Linked DNA regions of Homo sapiens: regions 1 and 3 are each linked to region 2. Evidence: read pairs that join two places in POLR2A ChIA-PET (ENCODE). Cell type or tissue: MCF 10A. All regions are shown on one strand. Links, peaks and the distances in the headings refer to the core of each region. The heading gives the core; the rest is flanking DNA. Region 1 has its middle 16 kb from the start of ZBTB34. Region 2 has its middle 12 kb from the start of ZBTB43. Region 3 overlaps LOC107987129 (a long non-coding RNA gene).

Region 1 (5,000 bases), core at 1-5,000, 53 kb before region 2:
GAGCCTCATGGAAAGGAGGGCACGAGCATGGCTCATCCTGAGGACACTGGTGGAGCAATGCTTGATTATATGAAAGGAATTGCTCATTGGAGTTTGGCTGGCATACATGACTGGAAGGTTGCGTGACCACTGCCAGAGGCAAGTCCCATGGAAGAAAACCAGGTTTAGGAGCCTCTGCAATCCTTGTTCTCAGATGGCCCTACTTAGGCTAACAACAGCCCCCCATTAGGCTACTAGGAGTTGGGTTTGCCTCATTTCATCACTGACTTTGAACTTGACCTACCTGGGCTCCTGGTGGCTCCTCCCTCCAGGCACCTGTTCCACACCCAGGAGACCATATTGGTAAGCCTATTATTAGTCACTCAGCCCACGTAGGGAATGCAGCACACACACCACGTCCTAGATCCTATCATTCAGGCTAATCTTCCTGGCAGCTCTGATGAGCTCCTATGAAATCAAGTCCACCAGTCCTCAGCCTGAAATCTGTAGCCCTTCGTGACCTTGTGCAGCAATGCGGTGTCATCATTGTGAGCTGGGGTGCTAGCGTCAGACAACCTAGTTCAGAATTCCAGCTCCATCACTTAACCTGTCTCAGCCTCAGTTTCCCCTGTCAAGCTGGGTTGTAGTATGGACCTAATGAGATTACACATCTGGAAGGTAGCACACAGCCTGGCATAAGTAAATGCTCGGAAGTTGATATACATTACTATGGTAACAATATGGCCCTCAACCTACCTTTCCTACTGTATTTCCACAGCTACCTCCACACTTTCCCACCTCCGTACCTTTCTTCATACTTTGGTGTTGGCAGTGGATGGCCTCTTCTTCACTCCAATCCACATTTCCCAAGGTCAGAATTCCAGCCATTCTTCCTGCGTCTTTCCTAGGTATTCTGTTCCTACATGAGAGTCCGTGGTACTTCTCATTAGCATTGGAGAGGGACCACTCTTACCTGTCTTTAGAATGTGAACTCCAGGATAGGAGGGATTTAAAAAATCTATTTTATTTACTGCTGTATCTCCAGTGCTTAGAACATCACACAGCATTAGGCTCTTATGGTTTTTTGAAAGCATGACTCTGCCTACTAGATGGATACTGCTGTTTGAGGGTCTGATTTATTCTACAGCTTCCATGCTGCCCTTGTGAAGTCAACGTGCTGAACTATGGCAGGTGAAACATAAGAAAAAGGTTCTGCTCAAATAGGGGAATGGGAAAAGCCTAGGAGGCAGAAATAGAAACCTTTGATGGAGAAGTTTTGCCCCTTTTCAAAGTCAGGTGATAAGTTATGAGTTAACTGAAAGCACCCAGCAAAGGAGATGTGATTGAAGATAGCTACACAGCTATTACAAGAAGTGGCCTTAACTTTGGTCTTGTCCTACAGATCAATTAATTTCAGTAGCTTGGACCATATTCACAGTTAAGAGTGTCCCAGTTAGGCCGGGCACGGTGGCTCATGCCTGTAATCCCAGCACTTTGGGAGGCCGAGGTGGGTGGATCACGAGGTCAGGGGTTCGAGAACAGCCTGGCCAACATGGTGAAACCCCGTCTCTACTAAAAATACAAAAATTAGCCAGGCACGTTGGCGCATGCCTGTAATCCCACCTACTAGGGAGGCTGAGGCAGAAGAATTGCTCGAACCCGGGAGGCAGAGGTTGCACTGAGCTGAGATTGTGCCACTGCACTCCAGCCTGGGCAACAGAGCGAGACTCCGTCTCAAAAAAAAAAAAAAAAAGTGTCCTAGTTACCAAGCACAGTTAGCTTTGAGAATTGTTCTCTGTAAGTTGATGGTTAAATTTTATTTATAGGTCTGGATTCATAAGGTTTAGCCAATTATGAGACACAGACAGCAAGGGACCTATCTACTTTGTGTACTGATTTTCACAACCCCTGAAGACAGGGAAATCACCATTGTAGACCCAGCCCAGAGTCAAAGCTGATGGTCAATAAATATTTGGTAAATAAAGGAGTGAATGACTAAGCCAAAGAACAGACTCTGGAAGGATATAAAGCTACTTTTGAGGTCCCCCATATATTTGCACTACTATCAATTTTTTTTTTTTTTTTTGAGATGGAGTTTTGCTCTCATTGCCCAGGCTGGAGTGCAATGGCACCATCTCGGCTCACTGCAGTCTCCGCCTCCTGGGTTCAAGCAATTCTCCTGCCTCAGCCTCCCGAGTAGCTGGGATTACAGGCATGTGCCACCATGCCCAGCTAATTTTTTGTATTTTTAGTAGAGACGGAGTTTCTCCAAGTTGGTCAGGCTGGTCTCGAACTCCCGACCTCAGGTGATCCGCCCGCCTCGGCCTCCCAAAATGCTGGGATTACAGGCATCAATTGTATATTTTTTTGAAGAATAAATGTAAATGCATTAAGCATTACTGAATTCATAATAGTTTTGTGATTTTGAATTTTTCTTGACCAACTATTATGTGGTGGAGGGGATGCTCTGCAAAATTTTCTAATGTCCAAAACAGGCCGGGCACAGTGGCTCAAGCCCGTAATCCCAGCACTTTGGGAGGCTGAGGCGGGTGGATTTCCTGAGCTGAGGAGTTTGAAACCAGCCTGGGCAACATGGCGAAACCCCATCCCTACTGAAAATACAAAAAAAAAAAACCCCAAAAAACCAGTTATGGTGGTGCGCACCTGTAATCCCAGCTACTCGGGAGGCTGAGACACGAGAATTGCTTGAACCCAGGAGGCAGAGGTTGCAGTGAGCCGAGATCATGCCACTGCACTCCAGCCCGGGCGACAGAGTGAGACTCTGTCTCGTTCATTCATTCATTAATAAATAAATAAATATCCATCCTTCCACAGTACTTGAAAAGATTGGAAACAGTTGTCCTAAGATGCTTCTGAAGCCCCTGCCAGCAGAACTGCATGGCACCTCCTTGGCAGAGCTCCCTGTGTGAGTCACAGACTTCACTCCTGCCCTTTCTAACTTCGGGTGGTCTGAACAGGCTCACACCATACTCTTCAGAGCTGACTCACACGAAACAGTTTTTTATTACATATAACCTCCTAAGTTATCTAGCCCACATTCTGTGTTTCCTGACTACAACGTGCTACTGTCACTTGGAGCTCAGATTGGTGAAATCACAATTTGAAAGTTGTCCAAAAGCAACTTTCGGTCCTTAATCAATTGCCACAAATTTCAGTATTAGATGAAGCACCAAATAACATGTAACCATCTGCTTTAGATTGTGCCAAAACCTCACTGAAAATATGCCCTTCTAGAACAAGCTTCCCAGCAGAAATTAACAACAAAATTAGTCAATTTTTATAACTATAGTTCTGGTATATTTAATCGAGAATGTGTCAATTCCATTTATTCTACCTCCAAAGCTAGTTGCCAGCTGTCATTCTCTTGACACACACTGACTCTACCAGAAACCCTTTTCTGATCAATCCCACTGCCACCTTCTGCCTAACTTACATAAACCAGTGTCCAGTATTTCAGCTGTCTGCTGAGATATAAAATCTTTCATTTGGGTTAGAAAAGAAGACCCATACTTATCTCAGAATTCTCAGGTAACAGGCAATTTTGGCAACACTTAGGTGACATTCAGTTGGAAGAGGGCACTTCGTAACATTGTTGTGTGCCTGTACTTCCTAAGATCTTGGAAGCAAAAAGTTCATGGCTGTAACTGGTAAAGACTCAACAGTGAATCTGCATTCATTAAAAAAAAAAAAAAAAAATCAGCAGTATTGATTGAGTGTGGAACAGGACTGTGCCAGGAACGGGCAGACAATGAAGTCATAGTTCCTGTTTCGGAGGAGCCTGCTGTCTAGCAGGGGACATGTGGGTGTGTGTGGCGGGGAGGGGAGTGAAGATGGATGGTATATACAAAATTACCAAGTGACAAGTGCCACAGCAGAGCCAAGTTCAAAATGAAATGGGGCCAGGCGTGCTGGTTCACCCCTGTAATCCCAGCACTTTGGGAGGCCGAGGTGGGTGGATCACTTGAGGTCAGGACTTCTAAGACCAGCCTGGCCAACATGGTGAGACCCTGTCTCCACTAAAAATACAAAAATTAACCAGGCGTAGTGGGAGGCATCTGTAGTCCCAGCTACTCGGGAGGCTGCGGTAGCAGAATCGCTGGAATGCAGGTGGTGGAGGTAGCAGTGAGTCAAGATCATGCCACTGCACTCCAGCCTGGGGGGACAGAGGGAGACTCTCCATCTCAAAAAAAAAAAAAAAAAAAATTGAAATGGGATCACTGAGTGCTAAGCAGCTGGGTGGGATGCTCAGGGAAGGTGTCTTGGCAATGATTTTTGCAGAGCCTAGAACAATAGAAAGGAGCTCACCCAGGAGGGGAAAAGTCACAGGGGAGTGAATAGAAAAGAGGAGGAGGGAATATTCAAGGCAGAATCATCATGGAAGAGCCAAGAGAAGCCTTAGGAGAGTACCCAGGTCCCAAGTGGGGAGCAGAGGAACAGAACCAACAAGAGGGCTGGTGTCAGATCTGGAAGGGCCTTGGAGGCCAAGCTGAGGAGCTGAGATCCTGTCAGGCGGACCTCACGTGGGAGATGATGGCATCAGATCTGCTTAGGAGGAGGCCTTGGAGCAGTCAAGGGCAGAAGACTACGTGTGGAGTTGAGGCTGCTGTGAGGGAGTGGCTGTCCCAGAGCAAATGGGAACAGGGTAGGCCAGCTTGGGGCCCAAAAACGTGGAGATAAGCAGGTTCTGCTGGTGTTGAGACCCACAGTCTCTTGGAGATAAACACTAGGGCAATGGTCAGGGGCCCAGATAAACCCCTGGCCTTTAGAACCCCTCTCTAGGGCGCCAGCAGGCAGAGTGGGGTTTCCTCTGACATTCTGGGCCCTTGGGCCGGCAGTCACAAGATAGCAACAGGGCACGCGTAGCTAGCTCAGTGGGGCCCAGGACACCGGCTGCCTGGGTTTCTTACATCTGTGAAAGTTAGTGTTCTCCTGTTAGATAGGGACGGCAATGTCACCTACCTGGCAGGGTTGGTGTCAGGGTGAAGGCTTAATCCATGGAA
Region 2 (6,514 bases), core at 1,515-6,514:
CCATCCAGACTGGTGGCACTTTTGCCAGTACATAGCCCTCAAAGACATTGTAGATTTTCTATGTATTTGATTCCAGTCAACTTCATATGACAAAGGTATACTTATAGTTTTTCTCAACATGTGCCTCTTTCTATAGACTCAATGTACTTACTGGCACTTTAGGGGTATTAAAATTTTGTGGGACCATACCCTTAATACCTTTTAATCTTTCTAGAAGCCTTTTTTGTCAGCTGAAAGGATCCACGCCCTTGATTTAATTTTTGTCCCTAAATCGTATTTTGATATAAGAATCTTGGTTTTTTTTGTTTGTTTGTTTTTGTTTTTTTTTTTTTTTAGTAGAGATGGGGTTTCACTGTGTTAGCCAGGATGGTCTCGATCTCCTGACCTCGTGATCCACCTGCCTCAGCCTCCCAAAGTGCTGGGATTACAGGCGTGAGCCACCGCACCCGGCCTTGATATAAGAATCTTCTACTGTCTGGAGAGGTTGGACATTATTTTTATTTTTCCAACCTAGCAATTTCTGGACTCCATATTCTCCCTAATTATTGCTTGTGAAATTGGCCATTTCTTTTCTGAGCACATCTCTTTCTTATAGTAGTGTCTTTTCAAATTTATCTAACACCAAGAAAGTCCTACTTTTTTTTTTTTTTTTTTTTTTTTGAGACAGAGTCTCTCTCTGTTGCCCAGGCTGGAGTGCAGTGGCATGATCTTGGCTCACTGCAACGTCTGTCTCCCGGGTTCAAGCAATTCTCCTGCGTCAGCCTCCTGAGTAGCTGGGACCACAGGCCGTGCCACCACACCTGGCCAATTTTTATATTTTTAGTAGAGATGGGGTTTCACCATGTTGGCCAGGCTGGTCTCGAACTCCCGACCTCAGGTGATCCACCTGCCTCGTCCTCCCAAAGTGCTGGGATTACAGGCTTGAGCCACCATGGCCCGCCAAGAAAGTCCTACTTTTGACGTTTTGCCTCTAAATGTCTTCTCCCAACTCTAAAACTTCATTAGATACATTTTTCTCATTCAAATCTTCATACACAGGAGTTTTACTAAATGTTTCCCACTACTTAACACAGGCTGCCTTTTCCTGTTTCCTATAAGTTTTCTCACCACTTTCCAGCCCCCCGTAAATATTTCCTTGTTGCTTATTGCCTGGTCCCAAACCCAATGCCTCATATTTGAAGTTTTTATTATGGCAGGCTCCCAGTTTCAGCGCCGATGACTGTGTCCGCCTGCTGTTATTACAAAACAATCCACCGCAAGGCTCAGTGGCTTACAACAGTAATTACCTATTCTCATTTGTGTGTCTGCAGATCAGTTAAGGGCTGGCTGGTTTAAGCTGGGCTCAACTGGGCAGCTCTGCTTCAGGCTGTGGGACCAGCTGGACACCCCAGGAGTTGTGGGGAGCTACTGGAAGAGACACCCTTTTGTTGGATGGTGTGGGAGGATGCGAGGTCAGGAACCATTGCAGCCATTTTATTTCTGTAAGGAGAGAGCCTGGAATTGCAAGAGCCTGTGTGAGGGGGCTGGAAATGAAGTTGACAGCAAGAAAGATATAAAACACAGGTAGGGAAAAGTCAGTGTCTTGGTGAGAATCTGGATCCAGCTTCACCTCACCAGACCCAGGTGAACCAACACATTCCCTTCATTGCTCATCAGTTTGCAATTTTGTTTTTGTTTTTGTTTCTTTACAATCAAGACACTCTTAACTGACACACAGGCTGTGAGGTGGTTGCTCGGGGGAGTGGTTGGAGGAGTCACCCACTCTTTCTTCCAGGGTTCTGGCTTTTGGGACATGTGTGCACATGTCTGGGTAGACATTCTAAGCTGCACAGAACAGAAATGGAGTCTGGCTGATTACAGTAGAAAAAGAATTCACTAAAAGGATCTGATCCCCAAGAGGGCTGGAAAATCGAGCTCTGTGACTATGCAGCCAAGCCGCACCCACAATCAGGCCACAGAACTGGGGTGGCCAGAACACTGCTGCCACCACCATGGCCACCACTTTTGCCAGTGCGGTTGCTGCTGCCAACTGGATCCCCCGTCCCCTCCAGTCTGCACTGCGCTGCCCCTGCTACTTTGGAAGCAGATCTTGCTGCCACCACTGCCCTCATGTGCCACTAGCTGCCGAGTCAGAGTCCTCTGGTTGGCTGAGGCTGGCCAGCGTCTGCTCCCTGGCTGCAAGGGAGGCTGAGGAAGCAACAAACTGGCCCTTTGGGCTTCTACAGTGGGGCGTAGTTTCCGCCTCTCTCCAAGTTTTGGAGAATGGGGAATTCCTCAAACACAGGATGGGGTGTCATGCTAGGGAGTCTCAATACAGGGCATAAGGGATTGAGATCAAATAGAGACAATGGCTTCAGCTTTATTCCTGGTAGATCTAAATTGGAGAATGCAACTGGAACCTGGGGCCAAAATCTTCCCTCCCCGCTCCCAGAACTGAACTTCTTTTCTCTTTTCTTTTCTTTTTTCGTTTTTTGAGACAGAGTCTTACTCTCTCACCCAGGCTGGAGTGCAATGGCACAGTCATGGCTCACTGTAGCCTTGACCTCCCGGGCTCAGGTGATCCTCCCACCTCAGCCCCTTTAGTAGCTAGGTGTGCCATCACCTGCCCAGCTAATCTTTTGTAGAAACAAAAATACAAACACGGGGTTTCCCTGTGTGGCCCAGACTGGTCTCAAACTCCTGCACTCAAGTGATCCATCCACCCTGGCCTCCCAAAGTGCTGAGATTGGGAGTGCTCACAGGCGTGAGCCACCATGCCCAGCCTCCAGAACAGAATTTCTCTCCTGGCTGTAGGAGAGCCCTCTTCCTGGAGCAGGGATGCTCTGCCTTGCTGAGATACTGCTTGACATCGGGAACAGAAACAAGGGACAAGCTGTTGATGAGGGCAGGTCCAGGGGAGGCCAGTGTCTGAGCTGTCACCTGTCCTCTGCCTCCCCACACAGAGGGGCGGAGGGGTAGGATCCTCTAATGCTATTTCCGTTTGAAGATGGAAAGTTCCATCCATTTCCCAAAGAGGAAACAGCACAAAAACATGGTGTGGTGGGGTGAGAGGGGGCATGAAGGGGTCAAGGGGAGGCAAGCTTTCCCAAGAGGTAAAGTCGGTGATGCAAATGAGAACAGTAGACATTTGCACATTAACTGTATAAGGATGCATATTCTTTTTTTTTTTCAAGACGGAGTCTTGCTTTGTTGCCCAGGCTGGAGTACAGTGGCGTGATCTCAGCTCACTGCAACCTCCACCTCCCAGGTTCAGGCGATTCTTCTGCCTCAGCCTCCCGAGTAGCTGGGACTACAGGTGTGTGCCACCATGCCCAGCTAATTTTTTGTATTTTTAGTAGAGATGGGGTTTCACTATGTTAGCCAGGAATTTCTCAATCTCCTGACCTCGTGATCTGCCTGCCTTGGCCTCCCAAAGTGCTGGGATTATACGTGTGAGTCACCATGCCCGGCCAGAATGCATATTCTTAACATCTACACAAAGCTATGCACTCTCATTTGTCCTTAGATATTGGCTCCTCTATGTGTATTTTTTTGTCCTGCCATTTTTTTTTTTTTTGAGACAGCATCTTGCTCTGTTGTCCAGGCTGGAGTGTAGTGGTGCAATCTCAGCTCACTGCAACCTCCTCCTCCCAGGTTCAACTGATTCTCCTGCTTCAAGTCTCCCAATTAGGCTGCTTCACCATGCCTGGCTAATTTTTAATAGAGACAGGGTTTCACCATGTTGGCCAGGCTGGTCTCAATCTCTTGACCTCAAGTGATCCACCCACCTTGGCCTCCCAAAGTGCTGGGATTACAGGTCTGAGCCACCACGCCTGGCCATCCTGCCACTTCTGAAGGACATGTGACAGGCTGGCTGTCTTCCATTTGGCTCTTCCCACAGATCCTCTCTGCCTCCCCACCCCAAGTCTGTGTTTGGGGGGCTGATTCATATGGACTCTTCTGTCTGCTAGCTTCCAGCTGGTGTGGCCCCTGGGATCCCCAGGGGAGACTGGAGGGAAGGAGGAGTACATTTAAAAAATCATTTTCCGGGCTCCCTTCCTGTGGAGTCCCCGTGGGCTGGCCACAGCCCTTGACCCAGCCTCAGCTCCGTCAGTAAATCTCTCCAGGTCCCCTGTCTGCACCGCTTCAAATTTAGGGTGGCAACAGTCCCCAGTGTTCCTAGCCCCAGGGTACTAAATCATTCCTTCCCTGTTGCTTTTCTTAATCCCTGTTTATACCTTTGTAAATAATCTCATTGCTAAACTCTCCTCAATTACTCAACTTGAGTGTGTCATCTGTTTCCTGCTGGTACTGGAATGATACCTATGGAGTCTGGAAATACTTCTCCACCCAGAGAAAAAACAACAGCTCACATGCACCAGCAAATAGGACTTCAGTGCGTCTCAGATTCCTGAGGCGGTAGGGAAGGGTAGAGAGTGTGACAAACCGAAAGCACATGACCACTCATACATACTCCAGCCTTTTGTTGCCATGACAATGACAGCCCAGTGTTGCCCGTTGTTCTCATTTTTCAAGAGTAGTAAAACATCAAGATTTTTAAAGTAGTACCTCCTGATTTTGTTTTTCTTTTCTTTTTGAGACAGGGTCTCACTCTGTTGTCCAGACAGGAGAACAGTGGCACAATCTTGGCTCACCGCAACCTCCGCCTCCTAGGATCAAGCAATTTGCCTGCCTCAGCCTCCCGAGTAGCTGGGATTACAGGCGCGTGCCACCACACCCAGCCTGTACCTCCTGATTTTTAAATGTTGGCTCAGGCCAGGCACAGTGGCTCATGCCTATAATTCCAGCACTTTTGGAGGCCGAGGTGGGCGGATCACCTGAGGTCAGGAGTTTGAGTCCAGCCTGGCCAACATGGTGAAACCCCATTTCTACTAAAAATACAAAAAGTAGCCAGGCATGGTGGCACATGCTTGTAATCCCAGCTACTTGGAAGGCTGAGGCAGGAGAATCGCTTGAACCCGGGAGGCAGAGATTGCAGTGAGCTGAGATTGCACCACTGCACTAAAAAAAAAAAAAAAAAAAAGCTTGGCTCAAATTTTTTGAAATCTTGGTGTGAGCCAGGCAAACAATCAGGTGGCTGAACTTGGCCCTGGATCACCTTTTCAGTCTCTGTCCTCAGTGTACAGTGTCCTGCCAAGCCCCAAACCCTCCATGGTGCAGAGAGCCTATGGGAAGGACCATAGTGACAGGCCATTAGTAAGACCCTCAGGACCTAGTGGTGGGAGTGGAGAGGCCTGGCCATGCCACCTCCTCCACAGATGCTCCACGGTGGAGCCGCAAGCTCCAATTCCTGCAATGCTGTTCCGCAGCCTGCAGCCTTGCTGTGCTTGCCTGGTCCATCATGTCTAATACGGGTGTCAGCAGAAAGTAAATTAAATCCACTAGGCTGTAATTTGCAAACAAAACATTTTGTGGCAGTAACTCAACAGAGCATTATGTTTTAATCGGGTTTTAAAAATGTTTTAAAAATCATTTTATTGTGCAGAAGCTGGTATCCTAAGAGCTATAACTCCTTAACTAACAGTATGCTAATGCAATACCCTCTAGTCTAGAGGTTCTTGCCAGCTGGGGCATTTATCTTGATGCTCTTAAACCTATGTACTTTCAGAGTCAAAGCACTACACTGCCTTCCCACCACTTGAATAGGGAACCCCAGTACCACCTTCTGCTGCATTTTCTCCTGGCTTTGAAAGAGAAACAAATTTATTCATCTTTTTATTGTATTTATTCATTTGTGTGTTTGTGTATGTATGTATGTATGCATGCATATATGTATTTCTTTGTTTAATGAACACTTGTGTACTGCTATCTATGTCTTTTGCAAATATTAGCCCAGTGAATTCTCTTACAATCCATCAAGGGAGGTGCTATTCTTAGCTCTATTTTTACAGATCAACAAATTAAGGCACAGAGAGGTGAAGTAACTCACTGAAGGTCACACAGCTGGTAAGTGATGGGGATGAGGGTCTGGCTCTTGAATCCACACTCCGAGCTACCTCACTGTACTGTCTCATCTTTCTGCCTCTAGCCCGGTTCCTGAAGCCCCCAGCCCACCCATCTTCCTGCCCTCTCTCCTGCCACTCCTCTCTCATCCTCCAGACATTCACTCATTCCTTTGTTTTATAGATGTCAAGTGTCTGCTGTGTACCAGCCCCTAGGCTAAATGCTGGGAACCCCATATTGAGCTGTTCTGACATGGTTCTTGACAGATGGAGCCCACAGTCTAGGAAGGGAAACAGCCTGGTGCCCAGGTACCTCCATCCCCTGAAACAAAAGGACTACGGTCAGCCCCAGGACCTCCTATGAGCACCTGTGTTAGAAAAATATGCCGCAAGTGGGCCGGGCGCGGTGGCTCACGCCTGTAATCCCAGCACTTTGGGAGGCTGAGGTGGGCGGATCACAAGGTCAGGAGATCGAGACCATCCTGGCTAACACGGTGAAACCCCGTCTCTACTAAAAATACAAAAAATTAGCCGGGCGTGGTGGCGGGCGGCTGTACTCCCAGCTACTCAGG
Region 3 (6,606 bases), core at 634-5,633, 66 kb after region 2:
TCAGTATTATAAGAATAGTAAGTCCCCACAAATTAATATAGAAATTAAATGGAATTCCAACCAAAGACATAGCAAGTTTTTTTTTTTTTTTAAGGAAGTCCGTCAATTGATCTTAAAATTCCTGTGAGGATAAGAGCCAAGAACAGTCGAGACAATTTTAAAGAGGAGGAACAAGGGGGAGGGTAGGTACACACTTAGCCATGCTGTATTAGGGTAACACTAGCTGCTGAAACAAACAAACCTCAACATATTTAAGGCCCAAGCGTAATAAAAGTTTATTTCTAGGCCAGGCACGGTGGCTTACGCCTGTAATCCTAGCACTTTGGGAGGCCAAGGTGGGTGGATCACGAGGTCAAGATATCGAGACCATCCTGGCCAACATGGCAAAACCCCGTCTCTACTAAAAACACAAAACTTAGCTGGACATGGTGGTGCACACCTGTAGTCCCAGCTACTCGGGAGCCTGAGGCAGGAGAATCGCTTGAACCCAGGAGATGGAGGTTGCAGTGAGCTGAGATTGCACCACTGCACTCCAGCCTGGCAACAGAGCAAGACTCCATCAAAAAAAAAATAATAATAAAAAAGAAAATAATAATAATAATTTATTTCCAGCTGGTGTAAAATCCAAAATGGACATTTCTTTTCAGTGGGCAGCTTTCTTTATGTAGCAATTTGGAGACTCAGGCTTCTTCCATTCTGGGATCCCATCTTTCAAGGTCATTATGCTTGTTTGCATCAAGGTGGTGGGAGGAGAAAGAGGATGAAGGGTCATGCATGGGACATTTTATAGGCAATGCCTAGAAATGGTGTACGTTGTTTCCATTCACATCAGTGGTCAGAACTCACTTAAGTGGCCACATCTACTTACAAGAGAGGTTGTGAGATGGAGCCCAGTTGTGGTACCAAGAACAAGAGGAAATAGGTGTAGTGAAGAGCTAGCCAGTCTCTGTTGCATCTGCCCACGATCAAGATTTCTTATACGGATACAGTCATTAAAACTGTGTGGGTGGGGCAAAGGATAAACAAGTAGATCAGTAGAACAAAAAACAGAGCCCAGAAACTGACTTCCATATGTCAGAGAAAACTCTGTATATACCCGTGACAGCTTCACTAATCAGTGCAGAAGTGGGGAGCCATGTAATATATAGTGCTGGAAGAACTGGCTATCAATATGAAAGCCAATATAAAATAATATGTAATATTTGGAAGATCATATATAGAAATAAATTCTAGGTGATTGAAGGCCTAAATGCAAAAAAAAAAAAAAATCAAAGCATTTAAAATAGAAGAAATCAGCTGGGTGAGGTGGCTCACACCTGTAATCCCAGCAATTTGGGAGGCCGAGGAGGGTGGATCACCTGAGGTCAGGAGTTTGGGACCAGCCTGACCAACATGATGAAACTCCATCTTGACTAAAAATACAAAAATTAGCTGGGTGTGGTAGCGTGCACCTGTAGTCCCAGCTACTCGGGAGGCTGGGGCAGGAGAATCACTGGAAACTGGGAGGCAGAGTTTGCAGTGGGCTGAGATTGTACCACTGCACTCCAGCCTGGGTGACAGAGCGAGACTCCATCTCAAAAAATAAATAAATACAAATAAAAAATAAAATAGAAGAAATTATTAAAGAATATCTCATGGTCTTGTTTAGGGAAAAATTTCTTAAGTATTGGAAAGAAAGAAGGAAGGAAGGAAAGAGGAAAGGACAGAAGGAAAGAAGGAAGGAAGGAATAAAAGGAGAAAGGAAGGAGAGAAGGGAAGAAAGGAAGGAAAGAGGGAGGGAGGGAGGGAGGGAGGAAGAAAAGCACTAACTCTGAAGACTGATAAATCTGACTCTTCATTCTGTTCTATTGTTTTATTTGCCTATCCTTGTGCCAAAACCATTATATATAAAGGCATCCTAAATTTAAAAAAGTTTTTACATCCATTGAAGTACAGAAAAAAATTTATCAAAATTACTGAGTTGATTTTATATGTTTTGACCATGAAAAACTAAGAATGTGCAGTGATGGATTTGTTAATTAGCTTGCTTTGATCATTCCACAATTTAAACATATATCAAAACATCACATTGTACCCCATAAATATATAATATATACGGCTATTTTTTATCATCTAAAAATGAAATAAAATTTGAAATAACACTCTTCAAAAGTATTTTAAAACCACAAAGTCGGAGAAAATATTTTCACAATAAAAAATGTAAAGGATTTATATTCAGTTTATGTAAACAACTTCTTCAGTCCAATAAGGTAAAGACAAACAACCAGCAGAAAAATAGACAAAGGGTGCGAACAGCAAATACGCAAAGGAGAAAATGGGAATTTCCCATAACAAATGAAAAGATGCTCAACTACTTCATTCATAATTGGGTGAAGACCCCCACAGTTAAAAGATTAACAAGATATCATATCACATCCTTCAAATGGGCAAAAATTTAAAAGTCTGGCAGTAGCAAGTATTAGTAAGGATGTGGAGAAATGAAGATTTGCGCACTGCTGGTGGCAGGGTAAATTAGGGCAACAACTTTGGAGAGCAATTTGGAAATACAATTTGACAATATACACACCCTGGCACCAAGCAATTCCACTCCTTAGTGTATGCGCCAGAGCCATTTTGCTGTAATACACAAACAGACATGCATGAGGATGATCATTTGTAATTGCAACAAAACCAGAAAACAATCTGTATGTCTACAAACAGTGGGGTAAATAAAGAAATTTCAGTCGTTTTGTACAACGGGCTACTTATCATCAGATAAAAGGAATGAACAAAAGCTACATATATCAATGTGGACAAATCCTAGAAAATAATGTTTAGTGAAAAGTTGGGAATGATTCTGTTCAGGTAAATATGTACATGATAGTTTATAACAACTTATGTAAATACACAAAATAATGCTACATTTTTACAGGTACCTTTATAGTAAAAGTGTAAACATGAGAACAGGCAGAATAAACACCAGCTAAAAACAGTAGTTGGCCGAGCTTGGTGGCTCATGCCTGTAATTCCAGCACTTTGGGAGGCTGAGGCGGGAGGATCACCTGAGGTCGGGAGTTTGAGACCAGCTTGACCAACATGGAGAAACCCCATCTCTACTAAAAATACAAAATTAGCTGGGTGTCGTGGTGTATGCCTGTAATCCCAGCTACTCAGGAAAGGCTGAGGCAGGAGACGCTTGAACCCAGGAGGCAGAGGTTGCAGTGAGCTGAGATCGAGCCATTGCACTCCAGCCTGGGCAACAAGAGCAAAACTCCATCTCAAAAAAACAAAAAGAAAACAAAAACAAAAAACCGTAGTCACTTCTGAGTCAGTAGGTGTGAAGAAGGTAGTAAAAAGAGACAAGGAAGGCACAATCAGATAGATATAATAAGGCACAAATCTTTTTTCTTTTTTTTTTTTTCTTGAGAAGGGGTCTTGCTCTATCACCCAGGCTGTAGTGCAGTGGCACAATCACAGCTCACTGCAGCCTCGACCTTATGGCTCAAGAGATCCTCCTGCCTCAGCCTTCCAAGTAGCTGGGACTACAGGTGTGTACCACCACGTCCTGCTAATTTATTTTATTTTATTTTCAGTAGAGACAATGTCTCACTATGTTTTCCAGGCCGCCAGGCACCCATATTTAAAAAAAAAAAAATCCAGCAGTGGTTCTGATGGAAACCCTGGATAAAGAACAATCACCTAAGGCCCTGGGTTCCAATCATGGTGTTGAATCCCTGGCTCAGGTAAGCGGGAACAAGCCTTTACCTGCCTAGCATGTGCAGGGGTAGGAACTCCTTCCTTATGACAGACAATCCCTGGTCCTCCAGCCTGCAGCCACACGGAAACAAAGGAGAGGGCACACACAGGTGGACTGGTTCTAGGAAAGCTCCGCTCCCAGACTTCACCCTCCAGTAATAACCTTGGCCTTAACCACCTACGTTGGCTCCTCAGAGGTGTGGCTTAGCTGTAGGTTAGGGAAGAGAGGAACCTGAGCTTTCCTAGAGGCCAAAAGCGTGGCCTCTAGGAAAAAGAATAGTAATGAAAACAATGACTTCCAGAGCACTTCCAAAGTGCCAGACACTGCAGAAATGACGGGCCCAACGTCCCTAAGCCAGGGGGTGGCAAAGTCAGGATTCAAGTCCAGGTCCTTCATTCAGACTCCCTAAGACTGGCTCTTAATCACTGTGCCACAGGAACCTTGGGTCATTAAACCTTCATGGTGTGGCCCAAACCGGTTTCCTCTCCTTACTGCCTGCCCATGACTGCCCTGCTTGCCTGCCCCGGAGAGTGTACTCTCCTCCAAGCACATGGAGCACCCCGTGGTGGCGATGATGCTGTTGACAGCTGCATGCCTTTCTTCTTACTGTGGTCCTTCCTGCCTGGTGCCATCTATGTGGCAAGGCCTCATTGTTCCTCAGGGCTCTACAGAATGCACCAGGCTCTTGGCTGCTTACCTCTGCCTCCCCTATTTCAGCTGTGCGCTCTCAAAGGTGGGGACCGACTGACTTATCTCTCTATCCCCAGCTGATGAATAGAGGGGATGAGTGATACACGAATGAGTGAATGAATGAATGGTAATGGTGATGGGAATCAAATGGCAGCAACGCGGAAGAGGGAGATGCGGTGCCTGTAACCATGGTAACGATGATGTCGCTGAGTGATAATGCTAGGAAGATGGTAACCATGGTAACACTGATGGTGAGGCCTGCTCGGACAGTCCTGGCGCCTCAGCTGCCGTGGTCCATGCCAAGCCCGACCTGCTCAGTGGCCGAACAAGATGCTAAGCACAATTAGCAATTGCTGTTCTGTTCCCTGTCCCAAGACCCCCGCCCAGGGCTGAGTTTCACGGTAGTCAAACCCTCTTCCTGAGTGGCTCCAAGACTCAGGAAAGAACACATGTTTGGGGGGCGGGAGGGGTGGCGTGCAGCTTGCATGCATGTGTATGTGCGTGCGCGGAAGAGGCTGTGTGATGGGCAAGTGGGTAAGGTGTGGTGTGCGCTAAGGGCAGTCCTGCTGGTGCTAGCGCCAGGGGACTGGGAAGAGGAACGGTTCCCTTCGTGCGCGCCGGGCTGATGCGTGGGGGGCGCCGCGTGAGTGCGCCGGTGGCTGGGAGTCCGGCGGCCGCGTGTGTGGCAGCGGAGCGGTGTTTCTGGGAGGGGCGCCAGGTTCCGGGGCTGGGGGGTGGGGAGCTCCGCCCCATCCATCACCCGGAGCGCAGCGAGCCAGGCGGATATCACGGTGTCAGGCGGCTCTGCTCGCAGATCTTATCCTCTTCATTTCCGCCCGAGCCTAGCCCGCCCGCGCGGGCTCCCTGAAGGCTCCATCCATCACCTGGGATCGACGGGGCGGCCCGGGGAAGGGGGTCTCAGACTGTGCGGGGAGGGAGGGAGCGGTGGGAACCAGACCCACCATGGACACCGAGAAAGGAGAGGGACAAGTTTTTAGTGGGGCAGGGGGGTCTGGGTTTGCTTTTCCACGTGGGGGAGGGGACGCTCTCTGCCCTGGAGGGGGAGAGCTTCTCGGGCCAGCTCGGCCCCCGCCTGGGACTGGGGCCGTTGGCTGGGTCCCGATCCCCGAGTGCCTGGGGCAGCGCTGGAAAGGGAGAGAGCCCTCGCCCGCCCGGGGAGAGGCTGCTGTGCGCGGGGCCCGCACCTGGACCCTCCAGGGTGACCTGGGGCCTGGGCAGCGCGGGCGGGGGCGGGCGCCCCGGGGGGAGGCCTTATTTCATTTCCCCGCGCCGCTGAGGTTTCTGCGAAGTGTCTCTCTCACCTCTTTAAATTTTACGGCGCTTGGCCCATGGCCGCCGGGCCCCGCCCTGGGGAGGAAGCGGGTGCTGGCTCTGGGAGCCTCCCCGGCCGAGGGGTGGCCCCACCAGGCCGGGTGCGGGTCAGGCCCGGGGCGTCCGAACTCCGAGGGGCGCCCGGCCTGTGCCCTACTCTGGTTCCCGGGGCCTTCCCGGAGGGGGTCTGGGCTGTCGGGGCCCAGGGGGCGGGGCTGGCCTCGGAACGTCTCCGTCCGGCCCCGCCCCCTTTCTGGGCCTCGTCTCGGGCCACGCCTCTCCCCTGCTCCCGGGGAGCGCAGCGGGGTGGGCGGTGGGAGGGGACTGCTGGGGGAGGGAGTCAGAGGAGCAGAAATCCGGGCCAGCCTGGAAGCCCAGTTGCCACCGCCACCCCCAACTTCCCCTGGGGGCAGAGCGGTGTTCCCAAGACCTGAGTCAGGGCGGAATACTCCAGTCGAGCCAGGCAGGCCAGCCAGGTCCCCGAGGCCGGCCCGGGCTGGCACCTGCCTGGAGACCAGGTTGGGGGCTGGAGGTAAAGGGAGGGGCATGGGGTGGCCTCTGGGTCTCAGCGCTCTTCCTTCAGAACCCTGAGGTAACTGACCAGTATCAATCTGGAGACAGTGGGGAACCTGCCCTAGGTGTGGGCGTGAGAGGCGTGTGGCCTGGGAGTGGGGTCGAAGGAGGAGAGGGGCACATGAACAGGAGATAAGTGTGAACAAGAGGGGCCTGAGGGAAGAGGGGCTGTGAACCGCAGAGGGGTGAGACAGGAGGAAGGGTGAGCAGAGGGCACGGAGGGTCTGAGGAGTCACTGCCTAAAGACACAGAGCGAATAAGTCAGGATTTGAACT

The links. Peaks named below come from ENCODE experiments on the same cell type or tissue, not always from the same donor. Only the 100,000 strongest peaks of a DNase experiment are listed, where the experiment ranks them.
Region 1: POLR2A ChIA-PET joins it to region 2 with 6 read pairs; 10 of 35 experiments call an interaction of 5 or more read pairs at or near these places.
Region 3: POLR2A ChIA-PET joins it to region 2 with 5 read pairs; 13 of 35 experiments call an interaction of 5 or more read pairs at or near these places.

Annotation. Positions count from the first base shown.
Region 1 is chr9:126,842,252-126,847,251 of GRCh38, reverse strand. No RefSeq gene overlaps it. Among named protein-coding and RNA genes, the nearest start is that of ZBTB34, 16 kb to the left of the region's middle. In MCF 10A, for the core only: no CTCF peak of the experiment used is centred there; a DNase peak (open chromatin) is centred at 2,931.
Region 2 is chr9:126,789,418-126,795,931 of GRCh38, reverse strand. No RefSeq gene overlaps it. Among named protein-coding and RNA genes, the nearest start is that of ZBTB43, 12 kb to the left of the region's middle. RefSeq lists an enhancer at 3,424-3,593. In MCF 10A, for the core only: no CTCF peak of the experiment used is centred there; DNase peaks (open chromatin) are centred at 1,751, 3,441 and 4,291.
Region 3 is chr9:126,722,028-126,728,633 of GRCh38, reverse strand. It overlaps LOC107987129 (a long non-coding RNA gene), which reads right to left. Exons shown (of 3, transcript XR_001746936.3): 3 at 3,219-6,606. Among named protein-coding and RNA genes, the nearest start is that of ZBTB43, 80 kb to the left of the region's middle. RefSeq lists silencers at 5,537-5,616, 5,677-6,286 and an enhancer at 6,527-6,586. In MCF 10A, for the core only: no CTCF peak of the experiment used is centred there; no DNase peak of the experiment used is centred there.